Linked DNA regions of Homo sapiens: region 1 is linked to region 2. Evidence: read pairs that join two places in POLR2A ChIA-PET (ENCODE). Cell type or tissue: Panc1. All regions are shown on one strand. Each heading gives the region's core, and the rest is flanking DNA. Links, peaks and the distances in the headings are about the cores only.

The links. Peaks named below come from ENCODE experiments on the same cell type or tissue, not always from the same donor. Only the 100,000 strongest peaks of a DNase experiment are listed, where the experiment ranks them.
Region 1: POLR2A ChIA-PET joins it to region 2 with 10 read pairs; 6 of 35 experiments call an interaction of 5 or more read pairs at or near these places.

The regions. Positions count from the first base shown.
Region 1 is chr6:25,984,013-25,989,394 of GRCh38, forward strand. TRIM38 (tripartite motif containing 38) reads left to right here. Exons shown (of 8, transcript NM_006355.5): 8 at 1-5,382. Among named protein-coding and RNA genes, the nearest start is that of LINC02980, 6.0 kb to the right of the region's middle. In Panc1, for the core only: no CTCF peak of the experiment used is centred there; no DNase peak of the experiment used is centred there.
Region 2 is chr6:26,140,034-26,145,415 of GRCh38, forward strand. No RefSeq gene overlaps it. Among named protein-coding and RNA genes, the nearest start is that of H1-4, 14 kb to the right of the region's middle. In Panc1, for the core only: no CTCF peak of the experiment used is centred there; no DNase peak of the experiment used is centred there; H3K27ac peaks cover 659 bases.

The DNA of each region.
Region 1 (5,382 bases), core at 167-5,166, 160 kb before region 2:
GCGTTCTCCTAGTTTGTTTGCTGCCATTTGAACTCATGTAGGGAATGAAAGAAAGCTGCAATTATCCGCCAACTGCATTTAAAACAAAACAAAACAGAAAAATCAAAATAACATTGACTCTTCCAACCACTGACATGTTGTTTAATAATCTAAGCGGCAGTCCTGGAGGCTACCAGACTTACTGAGTTCTACCTGAGAAACAGCCAAGCAAAGTGTGAGAGAAGGGTTAAGACTGGCTTACAATGAGATGCTTCAAATGAAAAGGGAATTATGAGTAAAATTGAACTTTGATGGGGGATTCAGTTCTGGAAAAGAATTTGGTATTTTCCAGTCTGCTAGGACCAATTACCTTGAAATATTTTAAAATCTCAGTAAATAGTTATTGCTGAAATGGCTGTTGGCAGTTCTTATTATGATTCAGAGAAGAGCAAATAGACCTTAACTTCATTTTGAAAAAGACCAAATTACCATACCCGAGTGAGTAATGACAGGACTACAACTAAAACATAAACAACATTAATGATGACCATAAAAAGTCACAAAATTGCTAAATGTTATAATTTAGAGTTGACATAAAAATTGATGGCCAGGCATGGTGGCTCACGCCTGTAATCCCAGAACTATGTGAGGCTGAGGCAGGTGGATCACTTGAGGTCAGGAGTTCAACACCAGCCTGGCCAACATGGTGAAACCCTGTCTCTACTAAAAATACAAAAATTAGCCGGGCATGGTGGTAGGGGCCTGTAACCCAGCTACTCGTGAGGCCAAGGCAGGAGAATTGCTTGAGCCTGCAGCAGCTGCAGTAAGCCAAGATCATGCTGTGCCTCAAGGAAAAAAAAAATTAATGTTTACTGATATTTGTTGAAGTCCTACAACATCACCTCTGAGAATAGGAGAAATGAAGCAACAGTTGTGTCTAGATGTCAGAGGCATGGCTGGGCCTCCATCTCTGCCTAAGGGAGATATAAAAGAGTTCAAACTATTGCCCATGTTCCCCAGGGTCAGAAGTTCTAATTATGATGATAGAGGCTGGGTTGTAAGTAGTAAGTGAAGGGTAGCAGAATATGCCATCTTTGGCATAAGAAGTATTTTGAGTTGAAGACAATTGAGAAAAAAAATAGATTAAAAACAAACAAACACCTCTGCCCTCTCCCTATTTGCCTAAAAGCAGGATATGAAATTGTGAAGGTGTCTTCTTACTCGGGGAAGAACAAAAGTTAGTCACCAGAGACTTTAGACTCTTATCAGCCTGGACATAGCACCAGAGAAGTCTTTTTTTTTAAAAAAAAAAAAAAAAAAAGGGAAAGAAAAAGTTGCCTTCCCACAATTTACTGCACTAGAAACTCAAAGTCCTTTTCGTCTTCCTTGTCACTTAAAAAATGTATTCTTTTCTTAAAATGCTATATAAGCCCAAGTTCTAAATCCTCTTTTGAGTATTCATCTCAGTACTCCCCTGTGTTTGTACAATGCACATGCTTTGTTTCTGTCTTGTCAATCTGTCTTTTGTTAGTCTACTTGATAGGGCCACAGATGGAGAACCTAAGATGAATAGAAAAAAAAGATTTTTCTCCCCAACAGAAGGATTATCGCCAGTTGCACTTGTTCTATATACCCGTAGTCTCGGTATGCTGACCCAGACTTGGGTAATAGGACCCAGTGGGTAACCGAGGAACCCCACCTTTGTGCAGGATCAGTGAAGATGTAATCTGGATATTCATAAGCTCTTCTCTACCTCTTGGCATCCCACAGTCCTGTGTTAATGTAAGTGTGGTCTTCCCCAGAAAGGGGAGGCCTCCCTAACATTGTTAAAGCCTAGCATATGCTGCTTAGAGGAAATTCTATATCCCTAAGCACTTAGATTGCTGAATAAGAAAGAATGATAATAAAATAAACAATTAAATAAAAGTTTTAAAAAATGAATAAAATAAACCTGTGGAAACTATAAGGAAGGCCAGAAGAAATATAAAATTGGAGATTAATTGGGGTGCAGGAAAGTTATGGAAAGAATATAAGTCCTGCTAGATAAATCATTAGCTATTTTAATAAAGAATACAGAAGAAAATAGGAACAAAAGAATATATACTGGAATAATTTTGAGAGTAATTTGAAGAATTAGATGCAAATAAATTTGAAAACCTTTAAAAAGAAACCAATGGCCTAACTGACCCAAGAAGGGAAAGAAAATCTAAACAGACTGATAAATACAAAATGAAATTCAGACACTTACAGAGCAGCCAGGCATGGTGGCTCACACCTGTAATCCTGTCACTTTGGGAGGCTGAGATGGGAGGATCACTTGAGGCTAGGAGTTTGAGACTAGCCTGGGCAAGGCTCCCATCTCTAAAAGAAAAGAAATTAGCTGGGCATGGTGGCATGTGCCTTAGTTTCAGCTACTCAGGAGGCTGAGACGAGGATTGCTTGAGCCTAGGAGGGCAAGGCTGCAGTGAGCCATGGTCATGCCACTGAATTCCAGCCTAAGTGACAGAGCAAGACCTTGTCTCAAAAAAAAAAAAAAAAAAAGTTACAGAGCTCCAACTAAATAATGTGGGGAACAAAAGAAAAAAGAAGATGATTTTATGGCTGATTTTTTTTTTAAGGAAAAGCAATTCATGTACCCTTGAAGATTAGATTAAGTTCTATAAAATAGCCCAAAATGACAGTGGCTGAAACAAGTTTATTTCTCTCCCATTTAAAGCAAGTCTAGATGTGGAAGTCTGGGAAGCCCAGAAAATCCAGGTCTTGTTTGTGTATGGAAACTCCAGAAAATCACAGATTCCTTCCAGCCACCCCTCAATTACCCCTGGGATCCAAGAGAGCCACTAAAGTTCCAGCCATCATACTCACAACCCAAGTTGTAGGATGGAAAAAAGGACACAAAAGTAGGGTGAAGAGCATGTGTGCAACAGCTCTCTTTTACTCTAGTGTCCTAAAACCTATCATAAAACCTTTGGCTTGCCTTGCATTAGCCAGAATTTAGTACATGGCCACACTTAAGAAGTCAGAAAGATTAGCTTTTTTTCCAGGGTAGTTGGCTGAAAATCAGGAGTTCTCATATTAAAAAACAGAGAAGGGACATCGAATAGATGACCAACAATCTCCTTCACACTCATACTATTTAAACTGTCCTAGTCAATGACCAAAAAAGAAAAGCCTACAAACTCATTGATATAAAAGCTTAACAAAGGTACTCCCCGCCCCCCGCCCGCCACACACCATCCCCAAAAGGAAATTTCTAATCCAATTAACAGTCTTAGGTTGGGCTGCTGAAACAAAATACCACAGCCTGAGTGACTTAAACAACGACAATTTATCTCTCACTGTTCTGAGGTCTGAGTTGATTCTTTGTGAAGGCCCTTTCCTAGCTTGCAGATGGCTACCTTCCTGCTATGTCTTCACATGGCAAAGAGAGAGCTAGCTTTCTGGTCTTTTCTTATAAGGGACCAGTCCCATCATGCCCATCATGAAGACTCGATCTGCTAGGATCTCAACTAAACCTAACTATCACCCAAAGAGCCCACCTCCAAAGACCATCACATTGAATGTGAGAGTTTCTACATATGCATTGTGGGAAACACAAACATTTACTTCAACTGTAACTATTGAAGCAAAAATGTCCCCCCACCATAGACATCCAGCACCACAGTAGTACATTTATTACAATTGAACTTACATTGACACGTCATTATCAACGAAAGTCTGTAATTTACATTAGGGTTTATTCTTGGTGTTGTGCTTTCTATGGGTTTTGACAAATGTATAATGTCATGTATTCACCATTATAGTATCACAGAAGTTTCACTGCCCTAAAAATCCTGTGTTCTGCCTTTTCAACACTTCCTGTCACCCAATTTCTATCAACTAATCTTTTGACTGTGTCCATAGTTACTGTCTTTTCTAGAGTGTCATACAGTTGTGAAGCAGGAAGCAGGAGTGAACTCCGGAGGCAGGGACTTTACTCCGGACCAGATTGAAGACTAGCCGAAACAGGGACGAGGTTAAAGCACCTCTCCATAAGACACGCCCACCAGCGCCATGTCAGTTTTTCGTTGCCATGGCAACAACAGGACATTATCGACTTCTTTCCTCTGTACCTACTCCGAAGTTACCACTCTTTTTCTAGAAATTTCTGCATAATCCCCCTTAACATGCACTTAACTAAAAGCAGGTATATTACTGCAGAACTGCCCCTGAGCTGCTACTCTGGGCACATTACTTATGGGTTAGCCCTGCTCAGCAAGGAGCAGTACCTGTTCTGCTGTTGTACACTGCTGCTTCAGTAAAAGTTGCTAACACCACCACTTCACCCTTGAATTCTTCCCGGGCTAAGCCCTAATTTTTGGCTTGCTTGCCCTGCATCAGTTGGAGTCATATAGTATGCAGTCTTTTCAGGTTGGCTTTTTAGTAACATACATTTAAGTTTCCTTCATGTGTTTTCATGGCTTGATCGTTTCTTTTCTTTTTCTTTTTCTTTTTTCTTTTCTTTCTTTTTTTTTTTTTTTTTGAGACAGAGGAGTCTTGCTCTGTTGCCCAGGCTGAAGTGCAGTGGCACTGGCTCACTGCAACCTCCATCTCCCAGGTTCAAACGATTCTCATATCTCAGCCTCCCGAGTAGCTGGGATTACAGGCTCACGCCACTATGCCCGGCTAATTGGGGTTTTCCCATGTTGACCAGGCTGGTCTCAAACTCCTGGCCTCAAGCAATCCACCCACTTCGGCCTCCCAAAGTGAATGCATTTCTTTTTAACTCTAAATAACATTCCATTATTCAGAAGTACCACAGTTATCCACTTACCTACTGAAAGACATCTTGTTTCCAAGTTTTGGATAAATTATGAATAAAGCTGCTATAAACATCTATGTGCAGGTTTTTGTGTGGAGATAAGTTTTCAATTCCTTTGGATAAATACTAAGGAGTGTGATTGGTGAATCTTATGGTAAAAGTATGGTTACTTTTGTAAGAAACCACCAAACTGTCTTCCAAAGTGATTGCACATTTTGCATTCTCACCAGTAATGAACAAGTTACTATTGCTACATATCTTTGCAACCTTTGGTGCTGACAGTGTTCTAAATTTTGGTCATTCTACTAGGTATGCAGTGGTATCTACTTGTTTTAATTTGCAGTTCCCTAATGACATGATGTCAAGCATCTTTTCATATGCATACTTGCATCTGTGTATCTTCTTTGGTGAACAGATGTTCAGGTCATTGGCCTGCTTTAAATCAGGTTATTTTCTTACTGTTGAGTTTTAAGTATTCTTTGTATATTCTAAAAATATTGTTCTTCATCAGATCTGTCTTTTGCAAACATTACCTGCCAATGTGTGGCTTTTCTTCAACACTTCTTTGTAAATTTGCAAGTCCTTTGAGAAAAGAAATGCAC
Region 2 (5,382 bases), core at 69-5,068:
AAGGTAATAGTACCTCCCAGAGTTATGAAAAACTATCAAATGAGATGGCAGATGAGAAAACACTATATTCCTTGTAAAACCTGACAAATATGTGCAAGATTATATAAAGACTGTCTTCTGTCCATTTTCAAATGTGGAAAAGTGAAAGCAGGACAGGATGTTGGGATTTCTGTCAGAGATTTGCTGGCTTCCACCTGCAGAAATTGAAGTAATTGGGGTTCTTACACCTAAGTACTAACTGAGTCTGGTTGCAGTTTGCCCCCATGGCTACATGAAGCTTTTAGAAGAGTCAGCATGGTAGACATGGAATGTTGAATGGTGGTGGAGTGTACCCACACACCTCCCACCAAGTCAGCTCCAGGTTCAGAAGCAGCAGCCCCAGTGGAAGGCATGCGTGTTTGTAACTCAGCTGAGCCACCTTTCAAGAAGCAGAGGCTTTCCAAACAGGGATGCCCCCTGCTTTTGGTTCAACTTGACTTCCTACCTTCAGTGAGGACATGGAGAATTCATCTAGACTGGGTACCTGAGCAAACTTGGCAGAGCAAAGAGAAATGTGGAAGGCCCTAGGTAGACAGGCCCTGTGGAAGGAAAGAATGAAAGAGGACAGAAAGAAACTCCCATTTTCTTTAGCACAGTCCCTTCAGATTAAGGATGAAGAGGCTGGGGTTCTGAATTGGTTGGCCTTAGGTAATGGTCACAAAAACAAGTCAATGGCTTTTCCACATCCGTACATTGAGATATATTTCTGCCCTTGGTATTCATTTTCTCTGACCTCCAATTAAAGATCTATGCGTCATTTTAAAGCCTTCCTTCCTTTCTACTCTGTGGTCAGCGTAACATTGGTGGTTTGAAACTGGCCATAATAGCAGCATTTACATCATGGGAACTAGCATATGTTACATCAGGGTTTTTTTGTTTTGTTTCTGGAGAGCCAGTAAACATACATCGTCACACCACTTAAATATTCTCTGCTTAAATATTCTCTGCTCCTTCCTGGTAAAGATAGCCTCATCTCTCTCTCCCCACTCCCCAACTCCATCCAGCACGTGCACATTGGATCACTCTATTGTGCTGTTTTCCTACCCAGAAGGGCCCTGTCTCAAATGACCCCTACGCTTCTGGTCTGATTTAAGTTCCATACTCTTTCCTATGAGGTGTACCCACTGCATATATTTCTATGTTGTTTCTCACCTTCCCTGTTTTCATGTCTGCTCTCCAAATTTTATGAGGAAGCCTAGAACACTCTTTTTGGAGATACTCATTCGCTTAAATATCACTTCAGTGAGGCCCTCCATTGACCATTTTCCCACTCCCAGAGGGGCAGGGAGGCCTTCTGAGAAAGTGAACATGGTCTGGTGGATAGTGATGCTGGGAACGTGAACTGTCAGCAACAGCATAGCTAGGAATGCAGTGAGCAAAGGCACTGTGAAGACACAAGCAGAGCTCTTCAACCAATGACCCCAGGGACTTTCTCTGGGTTGCCTGGCAATGAACTGGGAACAATGGCTGCTTCTTTCCCTGTGGGAGGATCAGCCAATGTTCCCAGGTGCTGGAAGGCTGGCTTTCTCAGCTGACACCCACACAGAAAATGTTTATTCTCTTTATCAAGTCTGCTCTCATGCTTTCTCTATGAAAAGGAACAGCCCGGGCTGTGTGTGGGTCCCTTTCTGGAGCACAGCCTCTCTGTGCATCAGGCTACCCCCTTCCTGGGCTCAGGGCTCTGTAGGCTGCAGGAGAACAGGCACTGTGTATCTGCAACCCTCTGCCCACTAGTTCCAGCTGGCACAAGCAACACTGTGCCTGCTGACAAGACAGGCAGAAGCCACGAGAGGAATTAAATTACCTCCGAAGGTGGTAGACAGTGAAAATGAGTGGATATAGGCTTTCATTAAAGGGCTAGGATTTAACTTCTTAATCATTATTCCAGTCACCTTGTATCTCATCTTCTCAAATGCTCTTAATGAAAGTCACAAACCAATAGCTCTCTCTGTAATTTTCCATTTATGCCCCCCTTTCTGTTGTCCATTATTTGTCCACTATCTCTCTTTCCTCTCCATTTAACATTAGCTATTTTTAAAGCAGCACTTCAGAAAAGTTTCTTTTCTGTTTTGCACTGGGTAGTGTTGAAATATGTGGAGGCCCTACTGCCACATGCCACAGATGCCCCAGTGGCAGTCAGTCATGTAGGACCTAAGAGTTGAGCTCCTGGTTTCTGGTGGGCCCACATTTGTGTCATGGTGCAGCATATGTGGACTGGTCGTCTGGCTCTGTGATCAGGAATCTAACTTTTAGCTTGGATCTAACCTTTAGTTCAGAAGCTGAGCCTCAGGTTGAGATCGATATTCCTTGTTGCCCAAATGTACTGTAGTTTGCTATGCTATCCAAACTACATGTAATTGATCCATTTCTAAGCTCATTCACGTGATTCAGTGAATACAATTCTTTCCAGGGCTGTTAGGCCAAAGGCCTCAAATCCCTATGTGGGCCTCTCCACAGGAGAGTGCACCACATGGCAGCTGACTTTCTTCCAAAACAATGAGCAAGTGAGAGGGCCCAAGAAAGAAGCCATAACCATGTGTAACCTAATGTCAAAAGTGACACAGCATCATTTTTGACATATTCTATTTGTGAGAAGCAAGTCCCTAGGTGCAGCCCACAGGAAAGGAGATAATACCAGAGGATGAATCCTCAGAGGCAGGGATCATCCTGGAGAATACCTGCCACACTGGGTAAATCGCAACCTGTGTAAAACAAGGCAAAACTGTCTTCTTGATCTGACATCCTTATAAATGGAAGTGCACCTCTGTGTTTTCTAGGGCACTTTGCTAAGTGCAAGTACAGGGTCACATGCAGGTACAGGGTCACAATCTAAAACTGCAGAAATATTTGTGGTGTTTGAGTTTCTGTTTGTTTCTATCACTTGCCCATTAACTCTCTGATGCTGCTGTATCTCACTGGAAACTACATCTGCCAGGTTTCCTTGCTCTCTAGTTTCCAGTAGATTTGTCCAATGGGTGTCACTGATGGACGATCATGATGGGGCCAGAGTATTTCTCTTCTATTTTGTTTCCTGGGGCTTCTCCAGCCTCCTTGGTACTTTGACTTTAGTCCTACCACAGAGCCTTTCTCCTGGTGGTCTCAATTCTTGCCTTACCAGCCTGCGCTCTCCCTGCTTGACTCCAGCATCACCTCTTCCCTTTGTTCCTAGAGGACAGAGGTGGCAACTTTCTGCTGCAGCTTATCTGTGGGTTGCCCTCACCCCCTCTCTTGGGTTTCTCAACTCTTTCATCACCTGTTTATCTAATTACCTCTATTTAATTCCTTCTATATGAAATCCCTAGAGTGGACTGTACTTGTACACTGACAAACAGTAGGATTGAATGAACATTGGCCTTTCCTGAGCAACTCATGTACAGAGAGCACGGTTTGGAGTGTTTGCTAGTCCTAAATGTCAGACTTGGTCCTCATGCTGCTGGAAATTTAGAGGATGGTCACTTCTTCAGGATGTACCTTCACCACTCTGGGCTTAAGTTTCTTGTTTTGTAAAGTGGGAGGATTTGTGATATCTGTGGTCCCTTAAATCTCTGAATATTAGGGACTCTAGAATTTTTCCATAAGGAAGGTTTAGGAACTGCATGCTGATTGAGAAGTGGTGGAAGCATTTTATATGAGACTAGCGTGGGACGGTGAGGAGAATAGTAAAAAATAAGAAGGAAAGGAACAGAAAACCCAAAACCCTAAATTGTCCATATTCCAGAAGGTAAGTGCCACTGGTGGACACTATGAAGAAAGCTAACATGAATCATGCCATGACTTCATAAAATAAGTACATTATCTCACAAATCGCTTCCTGTTTTATATTCCACTCCCTGCTTTCTACCTCACCCCCAAATCAAGGAAGGGTGCTTAGGAATAAAGTTCTAGCCTGGGCAACATGGCAAAACTCTGCCTCTACAAAAAATACAAAACTTAACAGGGCATGGTGGCATTCACTTGTGATCCCAGTTTCTCTGGAGGCTAAAGTGAGAGGATTACTTGAGCCCAAGGGGCGGAGGCTGAAATGAGCCGAGATCATTCCACTACGATCCAGCCTGGGCAATGGGAGTGAGACTCTGTCTCGGGGGGAAAAATAGAATAAAGTTAACAAACAGGAAAATAACATCTTGTTGGACTTGGGATAACAATAATTTACAAAGAATGGTAGAATTCGTTACTAGAAAAGTCTCATGAAGAGAGGCAGCTATCTTAGCTGTAAGACCATGGGCAATTGACATCTTTGGGCATGATTTTGTTTTCTGAAAAATGGTTTTAAGAGTATAAGGGTTATTATAAGGACTGAGTATTTGTCAAGTGCTTAGAACAGTATCTAGCACATAGTATCTACTCTATAGTAAATTTCATGAATATATTGCAATAGTCTAAATTGTCATCCACTACACTTATATTGTAACTGACATAATTTTTTTTTTTGAACATGGAGTCTTGGTCTGTCACCCAGGCTGGAGTACAGTGGCACAATCTTTGTTCACTGTAACCTCTTCCTCCTAGGTTCAAGCAATTCTTCTGCCTCAGCCTCCCTAGTAGCTGGAATTATAGGCGTGCACCACCACACCCAGCTAATTGTTTTTGTATTTTTAGTAGAGACCGGGTTTCATCATGTTGGCCAGGCTGGTCTCAAACTCCTTACCTTAGATGATCTGCCCACCTCGGTCTCCCAAAGTTCTGGGATTACAGGCATAAGCCACCGTGCCTGGCCATAACTGACAAAAATTAAACAGGTATATTATACTGAAAACATGTTCCTCCATTAGTAGTTCTAAGCAAACGTGCCTCCAAAGGCCAAGGAAACTGAGAGGCATAAGAAGGATGATGAAAAATCAAGAAAGAAAATTTTAATAGGGACTTATAAACAGAAGCCATGTCTTCCATGGCATGTAGACAACTTGGTGAATTTGCCTACCTGCCATTACCCCACCCCAAACCCCAGGGCTTATAGATCACAGGGAATTTGCCTAAGGGCAGGATTTATAGTAAGTATGTGTTTACAATAATATCAAGATTGTTTTGACTTAAGGGCAGGATTTATGGTAAGTACAGGGAAGTAGAAATCTTAGAGGCATTCCCAGAACTGGGATTATTTAGAAGTCAATACAGCAGATTAGCATCTAAGATTGAGTTACTTTAGTCTCCACACTAGAAATTCAGAGACTTCATGTAACAGCAACTATGATTAAAAAAAAAAAAAAAAAAAAGGCTGGTGATCACCTAGAAAATAGAATGATGAATTGTTCACTGTATCTTTTCCACAGAGCAGAACGCAGTACACAAGTGTCCCTGGGATAGAGGAGCCGATTGGTCAGGAGACCACTGCTTGATGAAAAT